Linked DNA regions of Homo sapiens: region 1 is linked to region 2. A link is a loop called in an ENCODE intact Hi-C map of the cell type or tissue named here. Cell type or tissue: lower leg skin. All regions are shown on one strand. Each heading gives the region's core, and the rest is flanking DNA. Links, peaks and the distances in the headings are about the cores only. Region 1 overlaps TMEM51-AS1 (TMEM51 antisense RNA 1). Region 2 overlaps FHAD1 (forkhead associated phosphopeptide binding domain 1).

What was found. Peaks named below come from ENCODE experiments on the same cell type or tissue, not always from the same donor. Only the 100,000 strongest peaks of a DNase experiment are listed, where the experiment ranks them.
Region 1: a loop joins it to region 2, with 6 times the contacts of the local background. A loop is called at or near these places in 89 of 110 quality-filtered maps.

Annotation. Positions count from the first base shown.
Region 1 is chr1:15,125,242-15,136,578 of GRCh38, forward strand. All of the region lies in intron 1 of TMEM51-AS1 (TMEM51 antisense RNA 1), which reads right to left. Among named protein-coding and RNA genes, the nearest start is that of TMEM51-AS1, 22 kb to the right of the region's middle. In lower leg skin, for the core only: no CTCF peak of the experiment used is centred there; no DNase peak of the experiment used is centred there.
Region 2 is chr1:15,299,386-15,310,722 of GRCh38, forward strand. FHAD1 (forkhead associated phosphopeptide binding domain 1) reads left to right here. Exons shown (of 34, transcript NM_001391957.1): 6 at 1,820-2,056; 7 at 9,228-9,351. Among named protein-coding and RNA genes, the nearest start is that of FHAD1-AS1, 39 kb to the right of the region's middle. RefSeq lists an enhancer at 5,485-6,684. In lower leg skin, for the core only: CTCF peaks have their summits at 5,566 (motif pointing left) and 5,774; a DNase peak (open chromatin) is centred at 5,526.

The DNA of each region.
Region 1 (11,337 bases), core at 5,788-8,287, 170 kb before region 2:
TTGGCTTCTTCTGAGGCCCCTCTCCTTGGCTTGCAAACGGCCATATTCTCCTTGTGGTCCATCCACGGTTGCCTCTCTATGTATGTGTGTGCCCAAATCGCCTCTTCTTATAAGGCAGTAGTCATGTTGGATTAGGGCCCACCCATCTGACCTCATTTGAACTTAATTACCTCTTTAAAGATCTGATCTCCAAATACACCCTTAGGTACTCCACATCTGAATTTTGAGGATATGCAATTCAGCACGTAAGAGTCTCACACACTACCCCCATCACCAGCTAAAGACAACTAGAATTGGATTCCACATGCTTGACTGGAGAAGATTCCCAGGTAAATGACCTACTGTCCACTGGCCTTGACACTGAGGTGACTCCCACCCTTTCTCCCAGCAACTACATACCACACACATGCACACACACAACTCTCGCCTGCATTTTAAGGACTCTATCTGCATTACACAGAACAACTTGGAAGCATGAAAGAATCCTAAATTCTTCTGTTTTTTTAATTGACCCAGTCTTGCTGCTAGAGATGAGTAACAAGTGCCCCCATTTTTCCCGGAAAAAGACAAGGAGTTACTATTATTCTTTATTATTTTCTCTTCTTTTCTCCATTTCTCCCTGTTCTTCACTTCCTACTTAGCTCTTTAGAAATGCAGTTATAGCCTTTTACCTCCTCTTCCCCACACACTCCTTACAGGGCAAGTTCACCTAATCATGTGCTTAGAAGCTCCAAAGCAAAACTCTCACCCACCAGGAGGTTTCCTCGATAGATAACAGTTGATTGATGACCCAAAGTATGCCCATGAAGATGCCAACTCGAGTCCCAGTAAATAAGCCATCAAGGTAGCATGTGAAACCCCCCTGCTCACTTCCACCCCTGTGTAGGCCCCTTTTAAAAACACTCCCCTTCTGCTCCAAAGGCAAGGTGGAACCCTTAAGGCAGGAAGCCTGTACTTCTTTCCCTATGTTAGCTTTGGAATAAAAAGTCACTTTCTTTATACCAGACCTAGCTTGTTAATTAGACTCTGCAAGTGGCGAGGAACTGAATCTGCATTTTGGTTACAATGTCGTCCCCTTGAGCCTGTGAGAGTTGCAGAGTCAGAAGCCAGGCTGCTTTTGTGGGCAAGTTATGGCTCTGTGTCTCCTCACTGCCATGCCACCATCTGGACACCCCAGGACCATCGCCCCTCTTTTGGTTTCTTCACAGGGTTTCCACATGGCTCTTTTCTGGCCAGGTTCCTCTCCAGGACAACTCCGGTTCTAGCTCAGGATAGAGATCAACCCAGCGCCAAGAGGATGGAGCCAACACCACCCTGACAGCACAGAGCCCTGGTACACTTGCTGCAAGATGCTCTTCCAGGAGCCTCTCAGAGATAGATGGGCATGCAACTGGCATCCCCAAACAACTGGAGCAAGTCTTATCAAAGTTGCTTCCATCATTTATTCACTCAACAAACACTTGCTGGGTGTGTGTGCCTTATGCCAGCACTATGTGAAATAGATCTACTGACAAAACAGTCTCTGGCCTGAAATAATGCACACATACATATATATCATGTCAGCAGGTGCTGTGAAGAAAAGAAACACAAAGCAAGAGTGAAAGACTCCAGGAGACACGTGTTAGGTGGGCAGGTTCATTTGGTTTTGTGGTCACTTAACCCAACAAACTCCAGCATCGAGGTCACCAGAGGCTTCAGACTGGCTTGTTAAAAACGGCAACTTTGCCGACACCCTCTTGGTGACACAAGAGTGAAGGCCCTGGGGTGGAGTCCTCACTCACAGGAAAGCCAGTCCATGTCACTGACATCAGTCTCCAAACCCAAGCAGAAAGTTCCTCTATGGCTGGGTTCCCCAAGACCACCCTGACTATTCCAACCACATCCACAACCAGCTCTACTATTATTGGCATAATAGCTGCCTATTTTAAATCGGGCCAGACCTGACATCACTGCCTGTGTCTGTGTAACCACAGGCCTAAGACGCTGGCTCTGTTTTCTAATACATAGATGTGGGTACGGATATGTGTGCCTCTATGTGCCAAGTATGCACATAAATATACAAATAAATATTCCTGCAAATGCTCACCTGCATGTCCCCCAAATCAGGTCACACTCCATGAGGGACATAAGTGCCACAGTTGGGAACCACTGCTTTATGGCACCCAACAGATTCCTCATGCAGCATCGGCCTGCAGTCTCCTGTGGCTGTGAGCTCACTGTACCATGAGTCTGCCTGTGCCCTTCTTAGTTCCAGTTGCTCATGGGGACTTTCTATCACTCTGCCTCCTGGTCCCTCTTCCACGTTGACCCTCTGTTATTTGTTTTGTTTTGGGGAGACAGAGTCTTGCTCTGTCACCCAGGCTGAAGTGCAGTGGCACGATCTTGGCTCACTGCAACCTCTGCCTCCTGGGTTCAAGTGATTCTCATGCCTCAGCCCCCTGAGTAGCTGGGATGACAGGCATGAGCCACCACACCCGGCTAATTTTTGTATTTTTAGTAGAGACAGGGTTTCGCCATGTTGGCCAGACTGGGCTCGAACTCCTGACTTCAGGTGATCTGCCCGCCTCGGCCTCCCAAAGTGCTGGGATTACAGGCGTGAGCCACCGCGCCTGGCCTGTTATTTTTTTTAAGCAGCATAAATGCCTCCCTCCCAAAACATCTCCTTCCCCCAACCCCATTACAGACCCTCAAGCCTTTTCCATGCCCCTTGTCCTTCTTCCATGGTCTCCCCTTCCATCTCTTCCTTCTCTGGACAATCCTCTCATAAATACATCCCTGAATAAGGACACCGTGCTCCCACATAGGCCCAAGCAGTGGAATCGTAATGAAGGGCCCAATTCCCAAGGGTCAGGCCCTGTGCCCTTTACATGAGATCTAATTGAGTCCTTGCTGTAATCCTGGCAGACAGGTACTCTTATCCCCACTTTACAGAGGCAGGAAAAAGTTAAGACACTGGCCCCGGGTCACATAACTAGTAGTATCAAAAGTAGGGATTCGAACCCAGATGTTTTTAACTGCTATCCTCCCTTAACCTGGACTTTATGCTCCTAGTAATACGATCGAATATTGTATCAGCTTTTAAAATAATCTACATCCCACAGTTGCCTCATTTATCTTGTGGGCAGCTGAATGGGTGGTGTTCAAGTCAAGCTGCTCACGAGAGTCACTGGAGTACTCTTGTTAAAAGTTCCGATTTCTAGGTCCTTCTCCAAAGCCAATAATTTAGGGTTTTGAGATAGGGCCTAGGGAATCTACACGCTAAAGTTAAAATGCTTATTTCCAGGCCTCGGGATTTCTGATTCACTAGGTGTGGGGTGAGTCTGGAGCCTACGTAGTTTTTAAACTTCCTTTGGTGATTCTGTGGCATGACCAGGGGCCTGGGACCAACCGCCCTGGTATATATGGCTCCACTATAGGCAGCGCCTGGGCCATTATAGCTCGCAGTCCCAGAACTCGCCACTAGATGGCAGGACAATACGCCCCTCACCAGCCTAGCCCAGCTCAGCTCAAGAAGGACCAAAGCAGCCTAGGCCACTCAGAGATCCAGGCCCAGTAGACAAAGTTTCAGGTGGGCAGGGCCCCCCACCATCCCTGCCAGCTGTCTGCAATCCCAAAAGGTGGCTTTTGGGGGGGAAATGGCTTTTGTTTTCTTTCCTCCACAGGATGCCAGAAACATCAGTGGGGTCGGCAAAATTTGAAAGCTGGCCTCAGGACAAATAAAACCTGTTAAGCCACCCAGATTCCCTTCCAGCCAGGAGGCCCAGATCCTGAGCCCAGCACGCTGTGAGGACGATAGACCACCCAGCAGGAGATGAGTTGAGGAATGGCCTGATGCCAGGCAGGAGGTCTTCCTCTGTGCGTGCAGCTCCAACGTGAAACGGCAGCTTTTTCCCTTCCTCTGAGGGGTGGCAGGCAGGTGGCCTCCTGGAGTAAAACCACAGGACCACAGGACCACGTGGGCAGCCCCAGGGAGTCAGACACACACGTGGGAACCTCGAAGCAAGACCCTGAACATCACTTTGTCCAGCCGCCTGCCTCCTCTTCATGTTCCTACACGATTAATGAGCCTCCCTCCTGGCCCCTGGGCATATGGGGAGCGCCTCCTCCTCTGGGTGCCAGGACCCCCCTGCCAGGGACAATCAGGCAGCCAGGTGTGGCCTGTGAGAAAGGGGAGGCCCTTGGGTCACATGAAAACTGATTCAAGGAAGGACTCCATGGTCACCAGAATGATGGGTCCCCAGAGGCCCACACTCTGGTTCCTAGAACCCGTGACTGTGATACTTTACATGGCAGAGGGAGCTAAGGTTGCAGGTGAGATGAGTGCTGCTCATCAGTTGACCTAAAAATAGGAAGAATATCTAGATTAGATTATCCAGGGGGCCCTATGTAGCCACAGGGATCCTTAACGCTGGGTGAAGGAGGAGAAAGAAGTGGGTCAGAGGTAAGTGTGGCTACTGAAAAGGTCAGAACGGTGCAACATGAGAAAGACTCAACTTCCATTCCTGGCTGTGGAGATGGAGGAAGGCGCCACAGACCAAGGAGTGCCGGCAGCCTCTCACTGCTGGAAAGGACAAGGGAACGGATTCTCCCTAGAGCCTCCTGAAAGGGACACAGCCCTGCTGACACCTTGATTTTAGCCCAGTGAGTCCCATGTCATATTTCTGGCCACTGAACCGTGCAAGAATAAGCCACCAAGTTTGTGGCAATCTCCTACAGCAGCCACGGGAAACTCACACACTGGGCAAGGTGGCTCATCAAGGTAGGTAACATTTGATCCTCAGGGACGAGGCTGGGTGAGATAGAGCAACGTGTGGGACTCACACTGCTGGTGTTAAAAGATAAATGGTGGCACATTAAAAAGTTAAAGAGTTTATTTGAGCAAACAGCAATTCATGAACTGGGCAGCACCAAATCGAAGGTGGTTCAGGGCTCCTCCAGAGGAGTTTGAAGGAAGGGCTTTGATAGAGTAAAGAGGAAAATCAGATAAATTAAATAAGGAATGTGGAAAATAAAGAAATTATTTGATTGGTTAAGGTTTGGGCAGTTGCCTTATTTAGATGATCCTGGTGGAAAGTTCCTGATCATGTAATTAATGCTTAGCTGGTCTTTTATGATTGGCTAAGGTTAAGCTTCACCTTGTTTATATAGAATCCCAGGGCATGGGAGCCACCTCAGCCTAATGGCCTCCCATTTTATTTTAACACTAGGTAAGAGAAACAGCTCACATTGGGCCAGACATGGCAGTTCATCCTTGTAATCCCAGCACTTTGGGAGGCCAAGGCAGGAGGATCACTTGAGGCTAGGAATTCAAGATCCAATAATAAAATTTTTTAAAAGTTGGCATCAAACTTGGTTCTAATGCCCATGATCTCAAGGTGTTGTGCCCCCAACAGACCAGGCAGCTTCTAAATGGCTCCCAATGACCCCACCTTTTGTGAAGTCCCCTCTCCTTGGTCATGTCTTGCTTCTAAGAATAGAATCCAGTAAAAATGATGGGCTGTCACTCCTGAGATTAGGTTATGAAAGACTGTGACCTCCATCTTGCTTGTGTATGTGTGGGCGTGCTCGCTCTCTGTCTCTCTCTCTGTGTGTGTGTGTGTGTGTGTGTGTGTCTCCTTATTTGCTTGCATTGATAAGGCCAGCTGCCAAGTTGTAAGCCATCCCATAAAGAGACCCATTTGACCAGGAACTAAAGTGGTCTCTGGCCAACAGCCTGCAAGGAGCTGAGTTCTACCAACAACCACGTGGGTAAGCCTGGAAGCAGGTCCCTCCCCAGTTGACCCTCGGGATAATGCAGCCTGTTAGGCATCTTGACTGCAGCCTGTGCCAGACCTTGAACCAGGAGCACCAGCTTTCATCCTGACTCACAGAACCTATGAAATAATACATACTGTTTTTCACAGAACCACTACGTTTTGGCATAATTTGTAACATGGGAATAGATAACTAATATGCCAAGGGAACAACAATTTGCAGAAACATTGCCCTTCCTCCCCCAGAGTGTGCAGTTGGCTCTTAAGAGTGTGTTGTGTTGAAAACCAGAGTAGGGGCCACTCCCAGGCAACTGATTCCAGACAACTAGTAAGTTAATGAGATGAATAATAGTGACAACATTGATAATAGTAATAGTTAACCTTGTGTAGTGCTTACTAGGTGACAGGCATTATTCTAAGTTCATTAAATATAATGAAATGTATTCGGTCCTCACAGCAACCCTACAAGGCAGGTGTTGCTATTTTCACTCTTTTACAGATGAAGAAACTGAGGCACAGAAGGGTTAAGCTGTATATAATAAAACAAATCGTTTTGGTTTGGTTTTTCTAGAAACAAGGTCTTACTATGTTGCCCAGGCTAGATTTGAACTCCTGGGCTCAAGCAATCCTGCCGCCTCAGCCTCCCGAGTAGCTAGGACTATAGGCGTGTGCCACTGTGCCCCGCAAATGTGAGAGTTTTGTTGGGTAGAATGCAAAGGTGGCATGAATTTGTTCAAGATAAAATGCAATATCTCAAAGCAAGTCTGTGCCTGCCAGGGTGCAGCCCCAGCTAAGCACATCCCTGCTCTCAACTGCATCTCCCAAGAGCACCTGTCCCCTCTCTTGTCCTTGCTTTGGTCTGGGCAGTGACCAGACTGAGAAACAGCAGCTGGTTGGCTGCTGGGGCCTCCAGCCTGACTGAGCAGGTGTCTGCACGAAGCCGTTGCCCAGGATGGTGACCCCCGGCCCTCACAGCACAGCACCCAGACACAGACACTCCGGGCCAACATTTGGGTTAAGAGGGAGATGTGAACATTTTTCCAACAACACAAGTTCTATTAACTCTGGAATCAGTTTTTACATTTTCCCATCTAAAATCTTAGATGAGTTACATAAGTGAAAACTTACTCATGTTGTGATAGTACTTTTTTTTTTTTTTCAAGACAGAGTCTTGCTCTGTCACCCAGGCTGGAGAGCAGTGATGAGATTTCGCTCACTGCAACCTCTGCCTCCCGGGTTCAAGCGATTCTCCTGCCTCAGCCTCCTGAGTAACTGGGATTACAGGCACATGCCACCACGTCCAGCTAATTTTTGTATTTTTAGTAGCGACAGGGTTTCACCATGTTGGCCAGGCTGGTTTCAAACTCCTGACCTCAGATGATCCACTGCTTTGGCCTCCCAAAGTGCTGAGATTACAGGTGTAAGCCACTGCACCCAGGTTACTTTCTACAATTATATGAGTTGAATAGATATTTGTGGGCTAAGTTGGAAAACCACCTTGGTTTTGATAACACTGTCACTATAAGAAGAAAAAAAAAATACACACACACACACACACACACACACACACACACACACACACACACACAATTTGTAGAGATGGGGTCTTTCTATGCCCAGGCTGGTCTCAAACTCCTGGCCTCAAGCTATCCTCCCCTCTCGGCCTCCCAAAGTGTGAGGTTACAGGTGTGACCAGCCACACCAGGCCAAGGAAATATATTTTAATTCCCAGGCACCCACCTATCAAGAAACTTTTGAAATGTAACCAGCTCCGGTGTGGACTGGCCAGAACCCACAAAACAACAATCAGGGCATTCGTGTTCATTGTCAATTGAAATGCCATTGGGTAAATAAGGCCAGAATAACTTTTTCTCCCCCAGGCAGCCCTGCTATTAAAGAATCTCCATTTGTCTGTAGAACTGCATACCTGGGAGGAGAGAAATAATTTTTAACACAAGGGGCAAGGACTAGTTTTTTCCTCCAGGAATGAAAGATACTACTAATTTCATAGGAAAATGAGAACATCAAGAAATAAAACTGGGGTCCTTCTAAAGCGAACAGGGCAATTTTAAAGATTCTTAGACTCATACAAGAGACCTTGCATCAAGCTCCCCCTGCAGAATGGTCACGAGGTGCCTGAGATGTTTATTCTTTCAGCCCTCAGGTGACTAGCAGGTGATCTCATGTGACCAGCAGGTCACTTCTGGTCAGGACCAGCCTTATCTGTTGACCTCAGGGTGCCAAGCAATTATGGGAAGTAAGGCCCTTGTGCAGAGACCCTCAAGCTATAAATGAGCAGGAGAATCACCTGGGTGGTTGCTGAAACTGCAGATAGCACACCCCAGCCCCAATGAGCTAGCTGGTTTTTAGTACCAGAGTGATATGGTTTGGCTGTGTCCCCACCCAAATCTCAACTAGAATTGTAGTTTCCATAATCCCCACGTGCCATGGGAGGGACCCAGTGGGAGGTAATTGAATCATGGGAGTGGTTTCCCCCATACCATTCTTATGATAGTAAGTTTTCATGAGATCTGATGGTTTTATAAGGGTCTTTTCCCTTCACTCAGCTCTCATTCTCCTTCCTGCCACCCTGTGAAGAAGGACGTGTTTGTTTCCCCTTCTACCATGATTGTAAGTTTCCTAAGGTCTCCCCAGCCATGCTGTACTGTGAGTCAGTTAAACCTCTTTCCTTTATAAATTACCCAGTATTGGGTATGTCCTTATAGCCACGTGAGAACGGACTAATATACAGAGCCAAGGCATGTTTGAAGTACCTGGAGAGTTTAAAAACCCTAATGTTAGAGTTCCTTTCCACCCCAGAAGGTTCCTATTCAATTGGTTTGAGGTGGGTCCCACAGTTATTCTTTAAAAGAAGCTGCTAACATGTGGACAAGATTGGATATCACTGCTTTCTCAGCCCAACTGCACACCCAAGGTAAGAGTTTCCTAAGACACCTTGACAGGTGCATCTGGCCCAGGTCTCAGATGTTTTCCCGCCTTCCTGCTGCTGAGACCAGAGCAAGCACTGTGTTAATGCTGGCTGCCACTACTATTATTGTTGTTATCATTTTTATTGTCACCATTAGTATTGGATCATAGCTGCAAGTTCAGCCCACCTGTTCCCTCCCCGTATTCCACGTGGAACCCTGTGGTTTCAGTGAAGCATGGGAGCTTCGTGTTCCATTCTCCTGCCTGTCCCTGGAGATTGGGTCAGCAATGAGCATGTGACCTCATCAGAGCCAATACGATTCCATTCCAGGACTTATATTGAACTATTGGCCAAGAGAAATACTCTCTTTTCCCCTTGGAGGATGACAGCCTGGAGGAGCCAGAGGCACCACAATGAAAAAGAGAGGCTGCCTAAGAATAAGACAGTACAGAAGAGGTGAAGCCAAGAGCTGGAGAGAGATCTCGTCTAAGATGACACTGTTTGATATCCTATTCTGGGCAGAGGGAACAGCAAATGCAAAGGCCCTGGGGTCAGAGGCACTGGGGTCCGGGCTGAAGAACATTGAGGAGGACCTTTTGGCTGGAGTGAGGTGAGTGGGAGGGGGGTAGGAGCTGAGGTCAGAGAAGTGAGGCAGGCAGAGGGCATCAGTAGGGCATTATAGATTACCATAAGGACATTGACTTTTTTTTTTTTTGAGATGGAGTCTTGCTCTGTCCCCCAGGCTGGAGTGCAGTGGTACAATCTCAGCTCGCTGCAGCCTCTGCTTCCTGGGTTTAAGTGATTCTCCTGCCTCAGCCTCCCGAGTAGCTAGGATTACAGGCGCCTGCCACCACACCTGGCTAATTTTTTGTATTTTTAGTAGACACAGTGTTTCACCATGTTGGCCAGACTGGTCTTGAACTCCTGACCTCAAGTGATCTGCCCACCCACCTTGGCCTCCCAAAGTGCTGGGATTACAGGCGTGAGCCACTGCGCCCGGCCTCAAAATGGTCTCTTGAATGTTGAATAGAGTAAATGTGACATCTGGCATCTACACATGGACATAAAGATGGAAACAACAGACACTGGAGGCTATGAGGGAGGAGAGAGAGACGGGAGCAGGGGTTGAAACCGATCTGTTAGGTACCACGCTCACTACCTGGGTGACGGGTTCCATCAAACCCCAAACCTCAGCGTCACGCAATATACCTTTGTAACAAACCTGCACATGTACCTGCTGAATCTAAAAGTTGAAAAAAGAATAAATTTAAAAAATAAAAGCTTGCATCCAAAAACCATGGAAGAATGGTTACTAGAAAACCCTAAACATTGATGACAATGGCTCCAAGGTAGCCCAATTATCTCTGGGGAAGATCAATGCATCTAATTGTTCCTCCCAATTTACAGACAAAGCTGAAGGGGTGGGTTGCCCCTCCACACCTGTGGGTGTTTCTCGTTAGGTGGAACGAGAGACTTGGAAAAGAAAGAGACACAGAGACAAAGTATAGAGAAAGAGAAAAGGGGGCCCAGGGGACCGGCGTTCAGCAGACAGAGGATCCCCGCCGGCCTCTGAGTTCCCTTAGTATTTATTCATCATTCTTGGGTGTTTCTCAGAGAGGGGGATGTGGCAGGGTCATAGGATAATAGCGGAGAGAAGGTCAGCAGGTAAACACGTGAACAAAGTTCTCTGCATCATAGACAAGGTAAAGAATTAAGTGCTGTGCTTTAGATATGCATACACATAAACATCTCAATGCCTTGAAGAGCAGTATTGCTGCCCGCCTGTCCCACCTCCAGCCCTAAGGCGGTTTTTCCCTATCTCAGTAGATGGAACATACAATCGGGTTTTATACTGAGACATTCCATCGCCCAGGGACAGATGCCTTCCTCTTGTCTCAACTGCAAAGAAGCGTTCCTTCCTCTTTTACTAATCCGCCTCAGCACAGACCCTTTATGGGTGTCGGGCTGGGGGACGGTCAGGTCTTTCCCTTCCCACAAGGCCATATTTCAGACTATCACATGGGGAGAAACCTTGGACAATACCTGGCTTTCCTAGGCAGAGGTCCCTGCGGCCTTCCGCAGTGTTTTGTGTCCCTGGGTACCTGAGATTAGGGAGTGGTGATGACTCTTAACAAGCATGCTGCCTTCAAGCATCTGTTTAACAAAGCACACCTTGCACAGCCCTTAATCCATTTAACCCTGAGTGGACACAGCACATGTTTCAGGGAGCACAGGGTTGGGGGTAAGGTTACAGATTAACAGCATCTGAAGGCAGAAGAATTTCTCTTAGTACAGAACAAAATGGAGTCTCCTATGTCTACTTCTTTCTACACAGACCCAGTAACAATCTGATCTCTCTTTCTTTTCCCCACACAAAGCCACTGGAAGCTAAGGCACTTGGTGTTCCTGACCCTGTCATTTACCAGCTGTGTGGCTTTGGAAGCATCACTTCCCTTCCCTGGACACCAGTTCCTACCTGTAAAATGGGAAGATTAGACTAGATCATCTCAGGTCAACAGGCACCATCGGGAAGGGAACCTTCTCCCAAGGCTCAGAAAACCTCTCATGCACACATTTCCAGCAAAAGACCAGATGACCTTTTTAAAAGCGGAAGTGCTGTTGGCAAGAGGGTTTGTTTATTTGTTTGTTTGTTTT
Region 2 (11,337 bases), core at 4,363-6,862:
AGGCTGGCTTCTTATGTTGGAAAACATGACTGTAGACAAACTGAAGTCTGTAAGTTTAAAGTTTATGATCCAAAAGGAAGCAAGAGCTTCTTCCTCTTTTAAGTAATACATGAAATCTCTGAGAAAATGCCAATTGACCAGGCTGGGTCAATTGCAGGTGGGACAGGAAGGCAGGTGGGACAGGAAGGATCAGGGCACATAACTGACCCTCCTACCAAGACCGTGTGGAAGGGTCAGGGGTGCTCCCTCAAGGAAGTCACAGGGTCCCCACCAGAAAGGCAGGAACCATAGCTGTGCACCATAAGCTGCAGGCTTCTCTGTACTTCAGTGCCCAGCACAAGCGTGGCACACAGTAGATGCTCAATACATGTTTGTTGTGTGGATATTGAACAAACACCTGGCTGGAAATGGAGCCCTCGGGTAACTCATATTGGATAAGGCAAAGGGCTGCCCCAGAGCATGGACTCTGTTTGAGGCTGTCCTTTGAAATGTTGCCACAAGCACTCACAGGGACCCAATGACAGACCCTGGTCAGCAGTTGGGCTCCATCATGACCAAAACCCTGTGGTTCCCCAGGTTAGCAAGCTAGAAGGTCGAGCTCTCCAGGCAATGAGCTGGCCTAGAAACTGCCCACCCGCTTCCTTCCCACCAGTGGAAAATTGCATGGAGAGCAGTTTCCTCTCAAAGTAACTGATCAGGAACTCTGTAGCTGCCTATGAATCACATCGGGGAATTTTTGTTCTCAATCTTCCTGATATTTTATTGATGCGTTCTGGTGAGAAGTTTGGGGGATTTTTTCCCCCTTTTTTGGGAAACCTAACAAATTCTTCGGCTACGGTGCTTTTTCTTTTGGAGAGATGGGGGACTGGGTTAATGATACCTGTGGGTACAGCCTGCCAAGCCCAAAGTTTTTTCCAGCCTGAAATTTACAAGAGCCTATATACATAAATCACCATTCCCCTCTCATTTATTTTTCATGACTCAGTTACCTGGAATAAATTTTTATGTGAATAACCAAAAGAGCCAGGGAATAACAGAAGAGAGGAAAGGGGAAAAGCTATTTCAGAATGTATTAAATTTGTAAAGTTAAATAGCCCCATTATAGTCAGAATGTGGTTGAATAGAGTCATTTCCTTAATTACCTTTCCTTCGTCCCCAGATGTTAGACTGAGGCCTGGTAAGTTGATTCCTAAAAATATTATAAATAAACTTTTTGGCAACAAAAATTCCCAAGTGGGATGGTGGTTCTTAATATGAAAGTATAATTTTAGGGGAAAGGAAAGTTTCTGTCGCTCTAAGGTATACACATGACTTATAGAAGTCTGTATGCAAGTAATCATTTTAACCAAACTCTTGTCTCTATGAGTTGCCAAGTGACAGAGAGCCTCAAAGTCTGCCTTTTCCCTGCCTGCCTGCCCTTACTTTCCCAAAATAATTACACTATAATTTTCCTACCTTTTTTTGAGACAGTTTTGCTCTTGTTGCCCAGGCTAGAGTGCAATGGCATGGTCTGGGCTCACTGCAACCTCTGCCTCCCGGGTTCAAGCGATTCTCCTGCCTCAGCCTCCCAAGTAGCTGGGATTACAGGCGCTTGCCACCACACCCAGCTAATTTTTGTATTTTTAGTAGAGACAGGGTTTCACCATGTTGGCCAGGCTGGTCTCGAACTCCTGACCTCAGGCGATCCACCCATCTTGGCCTCCCATAGTGCTAGGATTACAGGCGTGAGCCACCGCACCCGGCCCCTACTTTTTTTTAATGGGCTCAGCCTCACACCTAGGCCCACACCTAGTAAGCCTCCCATCTGATCTCTACCCAGGATGAAATAATTCTGCTGCTGGGAAAAGAGGTCAGCCGTCTCTCAGATTATGAAATTGAATCCAAATACAAAGACGTCATAATAGCAAACCTGCAGAATGAAGTGGCTGAGCTGAGTCAGAAGGTGTCAGAGACCACCACCTCCAGGCAGAATGAGAAGGAGATCTCGCAGAAGTGTCAGGTTCTGGATGAAGACATCGATGCCAAACAGAAAGAGATCCAGAGCTTGAAAAGCCAGGTAGGCAGAGCCTGAGAGGTACAGCACAGCTCTCAGGCCAAGGCCCGGGAGGCCCCAGGACCACCAACCAAGGTGAGCCACCCAGAGTTAGGGAACGCGTGGTCAGTGGAGCATGGTGGTTAAGAACACAAATCCACAAGACTGGGAGATTCGGCAGTTTCCTAGCATGGTAAGAACAAGATCAGCCTTTGTTCAGCACTGGCCATGTGCAAGAACTAGTGCAAAGCGCTTTAGATTAACTTATTTAAACCTCACAATCCTCTGACACATCCATTCTACAGATGAAGGGTCTAAGGCAGGCCCAGGCCGGGCGCTGTGGCTCACACCTGTAATCTGGCACTTTGGGAGGCTGAGGCAGGCAGATCACTTGAGGTCAGGAGTTTGAGACCAGCCTGGCCAATATGGTGAAACCCTGTCTCTATTAAAAATACAAAAATTAGCCAGGCGTGATGGTGCATGCCTGTAATCCCAACTACTTGGGAGGCCGAGGCTGAACCTGGGAGGCAGAGGTTGCAGAGAACTGAGATGGCGCCACTGCACTCCAGCCTGGGTGACAGAGTGAGACCCTGTCTCAAAAAGAAAGAAAGAAAAAAGTCTAAGACAGGCCCAGAGACACCCAGGAACTGCTTACAGCTTGCACAGCACGTGAGAGGTGGCAGTGCAATTTGAACTCAGGTCCGCCTTCTCGCAGACCCCATGTTCTCACCTCGATTTCCTATTTCCCCACAATGCTGTCACTTCAGTAACCGCGTCTCACCCAAATCCAGCCCCAGCCAGAGAGAGCTATGGGAAGTTAGCTAAGTGGGGAGAAGGAACTGCCCGGTGTTCCAAACACAGAGGCCTTTACCAAACCCTGAAGGCAGTTAGTTACTGGTTCACTTATAGGGAATTTCATCAAACAAAAATTCTTCACCTGGAATTTCTGAATTTACCAGTCATGTACGTTTCTCTTGAAACTTGATTCAAATTCTTTTTTTTTTTACTTTAAGATTGGTCAGTGATGGCTGGGCGCGGTGGCGCACGCCTGTAATCCCAGCGCTTCGGGAGGCTGAGGCAGGCAGATCACAAGGTCAGGAGATCAAGACCATCCTGGCTAACACAGTGAAACCCCGTCTCTACTAAAAATACAAAAAATTAGCCAGGTGTGGTGGCGGGCGCCTGTAGTCCCAGCTACTCGGGAGGCAGTAGAATGGCATGAACCTGGGAGGCAGAGCTTGCAGTGAGCCAAGATAGCACCACTGCACTCAGCCTGGGCGACAGAGCGAGACTCCGTCTCAAAAAAAAAAAAAGTGGTCAGTGATATTGTATATCAGTCAACAAAGTTGTTAAAAGAGTAATGGGCCACTGGTGAATTTCACCCTCAGTGCATCATGCTGGTTAAACTGTGGACATGCCTGGGGCCTCTGTTCGCCGATTCACTGCTTTTGGCCTCTGCCTTCTGTACCCAGTTCAGGGTGCACAGTTTCAGCCCTGGAAAAAGCCTAGGTTAGACATGGTGAACCTCGAAGAGTCTTTCCGGGACTATAAACTCCACAAGGGCAAGGGCTGGGCCTAGTTACCTTCCAGAATAGGACAGTGTCTGTTCATTCATTCATTCATCCACTCATTCGTTCATTCAAACGTTTGTTGAGTGACTACCCAGTGCCAGGCCCTCTTTTGCGCTCTGGGAATTCGGCAGAGAACAAGGTTGACCTGATCCTTGTCTTCTTACAGTTGTGTTCCAATGAGGGGGACAGAGTAGACAACAAAACAGACAAATATATGCCCTAATATTGAGGCAGTGACCCTCCTTCAGACCTGTTTTTGAAAGAGCAATGAAAGGAGCTGGTCCTATAGGAAATACTGCTGCAGACAGCTGCCTGGACATGTCTCTAACTCCTTGAGGAGCCTCTTTCTCTTCTCATCTGAACCCAGTTTTGCAACCAGATCTCCATCTTTTTCAGTAACTCTCCCATTTCAGAGCTTTCCTGCACTAAGTGAAGTGTCTTGTCCAGATACAAGGTTAAGGATGAGTAACTGTCACATCTCTTTGAGTCTGTGTCCACATTTTGGGTATTGTTTAAAGTGCTCACATTATCTGGAAATTTATCTTTCACCGTGAAATTATCTATAAATAATTACTCTGTAGCCGGGCGTGGTGGCTCACGCCTGTAATCCCAGCACTTTGGGAGGCCAAGGCAGGCGGATCACCTGAGGTCAGGAGTTCGAGACCAGCCTGGCCAACATGGCGAAACCCGTCTCTACTAAAAATACAAAAGTTAGCCAAGCGTGATGGTGCGTGCCTGTAATCCCAGCTACTTGGGAGGCTGAGGCAGGAGAATCACTTGAACTTGGGAGGTAGAGGTTGTAATGAGCAGAGATCATGCCACCACACTTTAGCCTGGGCAACAGAGTGAGACTCTGTCTCAAAAAAAAAAAAAAAGAAAGAAAGAAAGAATTACTCTGACTTATTAATACTCCTCCCCCCACTTTGATCTTGGCTCATAATTGAAAGATGATACTTTATAACAAAGCATCTCTGAGCTAAAGGATGCAGTTGGTCTGAATCCAAATCAAGTTTCATCTGCTCACATTTTAGTCTCTTAAATATTCTATTGCCAACAGAACATTCAAGCAGACGTACAAGCCACATGGCAGGTTGATTTATTGTTCTGATTACTTTATTCTCCTGGGTCTCCTGAAAGTGTGTGCATAACGATTTGCTCTCAAAGCCCTTCGATCTGATACAATACCCCAAGACAATGCGTACCGCCATGCGGCCTGCACTGCCTGTGCTAATTAGAAGCTGAATTAGTATCTTAAAGCAATCAGTCTTCCTAGCACTATTAACTTTCTTATGACCCAGTGCCCATTTTATTACACAGTGTAATAGGCACTAACACCTGGGGATTTATGCCAATTATAGACAATATGGATATTTATTTTGGTCATGAAATTGATGAAGATGTTTGAAGACTACTTGGAGTTTTCCCACAGTCTGATATCCTAAAGCTCTGGTACTTAGATTGAAACATTTCCTATCTGTCAGACAGCACTGGAGTCTGGGGGATGTATTTTCCCATCCCTTCTGGAAGTTTCTCTCTGTGTTGTGCCTCTGGTATACAAACAAAAGCATTAAGCTGAGAAGAGCTGTAACTTTTTTAAAAAAAAATTCCAAGTGCCTTTTTATGGGAGAGTTGCATGTCCCCACAGAAAACAGGAAGAGGTGAAATAATTTTTTTCACTCCAAGTTTCCGAAGTGGAGACCTGCGCAAGTATGGCCTTGGAGAGGGTTGGGACATTGCAGCCCATGTCCCTCCATCTTCTAGTGAGCACCCCTTCTCCAGTGTCTCAGATGCCCCAGGGAAGATGTGACTGGTGCACGAAATGGGCCGTAGAAATTGTGAAACCTTGATCCTTCTGTTAATTCTACCACCGAGTCATAGCCACAAGGTTTTCAGGGACAGACACTAAAAACAGACTGTGAGCGCCACCTGGTGGCCAGGTGCAGGGCACACCGTATCTGCATTGTCGGGGTCCCCCCCGACTCCCACCCTGTCATATCTTATGATATGCCTGCAACACGATGAGATGATTAACAGGGATTCTTGCACTCCTCTTAATAACAATCACACTGGTGTTTAAGTGAGCCTAGGCAAGGCTTACAAATGCACACAAAAATACTATCAGTCTACCTTCCTGGAGACAGGCAAGAGAAGCAGAAGCTAAAACGCACCGTAGAATAATCAGAGCTAGTGTCTATGTGGGGAGCCAGGCATGGTCTATGTACTCTTACATGTACTAACTTATGAAAATGCTTTCAACAACCCTGAAATTACGACTGTCACCACACTTACAGAATAAAAAAATGGGACAGAATTGGTGTCCTCCCTACCTTCACACAGAGACGGATTTTGCAGATGGCAGTCTGGCTCCTGAGTCCCTACCATGCTCCACGGCCTCAGGCTGTTAATGCTGGTTCCTAGAGCCACGTGGAAAGAACTGGAAGCAGGCAACTAAAGCCTGGATTTGGATCGTAACTCTACCACCGACTGATCCGTGCAATCCCAAGCAAGCAACCTCACCCCTCTGAGTCTTGATTTCCTCACTTGCAAAATGGGAGCTGATGTGGTTTGACTGCATCCCCACCAAATCTCAACTTGAATTGTATCCCAGAAATCCCACATGTTGTGGGAGGGACCCAGCAGGAGGTAATTGAATCATGGGGGCCAGTATTTCCTGTGCTGTTCTCGTTATAGTGAATAAGTCTCATGAGATCTGATGGTTTTATCAGGGGTTTCCGCTTTTGCTTCTTCCGCATTTTCTCTTGCCGCCGCCATGTAAGAAGTGCTTTTCGCCTCCCACCATGATTCTGAGGCCTCCCCGGCCATGTGGAACTGTAAGTCCAATTAAATCTCTTTTTCTTCCCAGTATCGGGTATGGCTTTATCAGCAGTGTGAAAACAGACTAATACAGTAAATTGGTACCAATAGAGTGGGGCATTGCTGAAAAGATACCTGAAAATGTGGAAGCAACTTTGGAACTGAGTAACAGGCAGAAGTTGGAACAGTTTGGAGGGCTCAGAAGAAGAGAGGAAAATGTGGGAAAGTTTGGAACTTTCTAGAGACTTGCTGAATGGCTTTGACAAAAAGCCTGATAGCGATATGGATAATAAGGCCCAGGCTGAGGTGGTCTCCGATGGAGATGAGGAACTTGTTGGGAACTGGAGCAAAGGTGACTCTTGTTATGTTTTAGCAAAGAGAATGGTGGCATTTTGCCCCTGCCCTAAAGATTTGTGGAACTTTGAACTTGAGAGAGATAATTTAGTGTATCCAGCAGAAGAAATTTCTAAGCAGCAAAGCATTCAAAAGGTGACTTGGGTGCTGTTAAAAGCATTCCATTTTAAAAGGGAAACAGCATAAATTCAGAAAATTTGCAGCCTGATGATGGAGTAGAAAAGAAAAACCCATTTTCTGGGGGAGAAATTCAAGCCAGCTGCAGAAATTTGCATAAGTACCAAGGAGACTAATGTTAATCCCCAAGGCCATGGGGAAAATGTCTCCAGGACATGTCAGAGACCTTCACAGCAGCCCCTCCCATCACAGGCCCAGAGGCCCAGGAGGAAAAAGTGGTTTTGTGGGCCAGGCCCGGGGTCCCCATGCTGTGTGCAGCCTAGGGACTTGGTGCCCTATATCCCACCCACTCCAACCATGGCTAAAAGGGGCCAACATAGAGCTTGGGCTGTGGCTTCAGAGGGTGGAAGCCCCAAGCTTTTGCAGCTTCCACATGGTGTTGAGCCTGCAGGTGCACAGAAGTCAAGAATTGAGGTTTGGGAACCTCTGCTTAGATTTCAGAAGATGTGTGGAAATGCCTGGATGCCCATGCAGAAGTTTGCTGTGGGGTCGGGGCCCTCATGGAGAACCTTTGCTAGGGCAGTGTGGAAGGGAAATGTGGGGTCAGAGCCCCCACACAGAGTCCCTACTGGGGCATTGCCTAGTGGAGCTGTGAGAAGAGGGCCCCCGTCCTCCAGACCCCAGAATGGTAGATCCACCAATGGCTTGAATCGTACTCCTGGAAAAGCCGCAGACACTCAACGCCAGCCCATGAAAGCAGCTGGGAGAGAGGTTGTACCCTGCAAAGCCACAGGGATGGAGCTGCCCAAGACCATGGGAACCTACCTCTTGCATCAGCGTAATCTGGATGTGAGACCTGGAGTCAAAAGATCATTTTGGAGCTTTAAAGTTTGACTGCCCTGCTGGATTTCAGACTTTCATGGGCCCTGTAACCCCTTTGTTTTGGCCAATTTCTCCCATTTGGAATGGCTGTATTTACCCAATACCTGTACCCCCATTGTACCTAGGAAGTAACTAGCTTGCTTTTGATTTTACAGGCTCATAGGCGGGAAGGACTTGCCTTGTCTCAGATGAGACTTTGACTTTTGGGTTAATGCTGAAATGAGTTAAGACTTTGGGGGACTATTGGGAAGGCATGGTTGGTTTTGAAATGTGAGGACATGAGATTTGGAGGGGCCAGGGGCAGAATGATATGGTTTGGCTGTGTCTCCACCAAATCTCAACTTGAATTGTATCTCCCAGAGTTCCCACACATTGTGAGAGGGACACAGGGAGAGGTAATTGAATCATGGGGGCTGGTCTTTCTCATGCTGTTCTAGTTACAGGGAATAAGTCTCACAAGATCTGATGGGTTTATCAGGGGTTTCCACTTTTGCTTTTTCGTCATTTTCTCTTGCCGCTGCCATGATTCTGAGGCCTCCCCAGCCAGTGAAACTGTAATTCCAATTAAACCTCTTTCTCTTTTTTTTTTTTTGGAGACGGAGTCTCACTCTGTCACCCAGGTTGTAGTGCAGTGGCACGATCTCGGCTCACTGCAAGCTCTGCCTCCCGGGTTCACACCATTCTCCTGCCTCAGCCTCCCGAGTAGCTGGGACTACAGGTGCCCGCCACCACACCCAGCTAATTTTTTGTATTTTTAGTAGAGACAGGGTTTCACCGTGTTAGCCAAGATGGTCTTGATCTCCTGACCTCATGATCCACCCGCCTCAGCCTCCCAAAGTGCTGGGATTACAGGCGTGAGCCACTGCGCCCGGCCTAAACCTCTTTTTCTTCCCAGTCTCGGGTATGTCTTTATCACAGCGTGAAAACAGACTAATACGGGAGCATTCCCAGGAGCCTTCTGTGGAGAGGCCATGAGGCTCTGTTGAAGGAGTAGTGTCTGTGAGTGGGCTTTGTAGGTTCTAGAGTGTTCTGTGAGATATAACCTATTGTTATCATTTGAGGGAATTAATTTTATAACATGCTTCCCTCTCTTGAACTTTGCTCTGTATCCAGTCAGTACTGGGCGACCTGGAACCAACAGGTGATCTGTTTATGGCTGAGAGTCCAAAGGTCATCAGAAGGCACATTAAGAAACCAGGTGTCCCCAGTGGCAGCCAGGCCTGGGCCCCTTTATGGGCACAAAGATAAGGTTCATGTTTTGATGACATAGGAAGTGGTGGTCCTTGAAGGAACAGGCCCTCCCCTGTCCCTTCCACTGGTTAAAACTAAAAAGCTTGGTTTCCCCAACACCCCAGCCAAAACTCAATCTGAATCTTTCTGTCAAGCTTGTGAGAAGTACCTGTGTGTCTCCCAGACGTGGGCCAGCCCCCCTCTGACTGTGCCACCTCCTCCCACAGATCAGTGCCCTACAGAAAGGCTACAGCAAGGTGCTGTGCCAGACCCTGTCAGAGCGGAACTCAGAAATCACATCCCTGAAGAATGAGGGCGAGAACTTAAAGAGAGACAACGCTATCACATCAGGTGAGCCCTTGGAGTCGGGCCTGGGAGCTGCCACTCCCGCACCCGTTGTTCTTGGCCACAGCAGACATCACCAATCAACCACATACTTTTTGTTACTGAACTTGGCTGCAGCCTCAGAGTTCTTCCCAGCAGCCCTTTAGGCAGTTCCTGTCCATGAATCTGAGTTCACCCTCAGAGGTTTATGTGCCATCCAGTTCCTAGCATAGGGCCTGGTTTGGAGTGAGCCCTTGATAAATATTTGAGCAAATGTTATCTGTTAGCTAAAAGGCCTGCTGAGCATGGACCTCACCAGGGAACACACAGGACAAGCTGCAGCTCAGGCAGTCCCATGAGCCAGTTTGCTGTGAATGCAAACTAGAATGTGGCTAAAATGGGGTTGCCAGTTTAAGGCACCCAGCCTCTTACCCATCTCACACTGGTGCTCTTGGGCCGGAGCGAAAGCATTTTGCTAATTGAGAGGTAGCTGGATACTCAAGAACTTGGGTGGGCAAGGGGGCAGCCAACTCATGGCCCACCCTTGCCAGGCACAGCTGTTTCTTAGCCTGGATTCATTCATTCATTCATTCATTCAGCACATTTATGGAGCAGCTGCTAGATGCCAGGCACTGTTCTAGGCACTGGGGAGAGAGAGCCCTGAGCAGTCAAGATCCCTCTGCCCCTCTGCTCATGGGGCTCACACTTGGGAGAGGATGACAGACAATAAGAAGTAAAAAGATAAATGAACAAGCCCATACCAGAGAGAGATCAGTGCTCCAGAGGAAATAAAGCTGGACACCGTGGTGGGGAAGCACTCAGGGGGTGAAGTGAAGGAGAATAGCTTAGTGCAAGCTTGTCCAGCCCACGACCTGCGGGCCACATATGGCCCAGGACAGCTTTGAATGAGGCTCGACACAAATTCCTCAACTTTCCTAAAACATTATGAGATTTTTTTTTTTTAGCGATTTTTTTTTTTAGCTCATCAGTTATTATTAGCGTGAGTGTATTTTATGCGTGGCCCAAGACCCTTCTTCTTCTTCCAGTGTGGCTCAGGGAAGCCAAAAGATTGGACATCCCTGGCTTAGTGCCTGGGCAGGGATATCTCTGAGGAGGTGGGAGGGGCTGTCGGGAGGCCCCTGGGAACGGTATGCTGGGCAGAGAGCACAGGTGCAAAGGCCCCGAGGCTGGACCAAGCCACGGTGTTGGATCAACTGCCGGCGAGTGTGGCTGGAGTCAGGGAACAAGGGGCTATGGGACCTGGTGGGGTCAGGGGGGAGGCAGGGCCACATTACATGGGAGGGGTTCAGGTTTTCTTCTAAGTGTGATGGGACACGTTAGGGTTTTTAAGGCAGAGAATGGCATGTCTCGAGACCTGCAGATGATAGGGCCATGGACAGAGAAAGGGGGAAGAGAGAAAAGCAGGTGGTGGAGAGGGAATGAGTCCAGATTGGGCATATTGCTCCTAAAGTCCCCCCTGCACAGCAGGAAACATGCCCGTGGCTGTGAAAGCAGAGCGTAGCATTGAGTCAGACACAATCGCTGTCTCCGCAGGACCCAGGCCGCCTGGCCGTGGCTTTCCCTCTGCCTCACTCTGCAGTCCCCCTCCCCACTCCAGGCTTCTACCTCTGTTCTTCCCTAACATGGAATGTTCTTGGATACTTGTGAGCCCTATGGGCAGGGCTGCTCTGGGCACCAGGCATCCCAGGGGGATCTCGCTGGGCCCTGCCCTCCTCCCCAGCGTCTGTCCATCACACCCCATCCACGCTACAAGCCTGTCTCAGACACCACTCCTCTAATCAAGGAGTCAGACAGACCTGGGCTCAGGTATGGCCTGGGATGGGCTACACTCTCACGGCCCCAAGTGTGGTCCCTGGACCAGCAGCATCAGCATCACCTGGATCCTTGTGAGAAACTGGGAATTTCAGGCCCCACTCCTGACCTTCCGATCAGAATCTTCATTTTCACAAGCCTCCCGGCTGCTGCTTGTGCACACTTAAGCTCGAGAAGCAC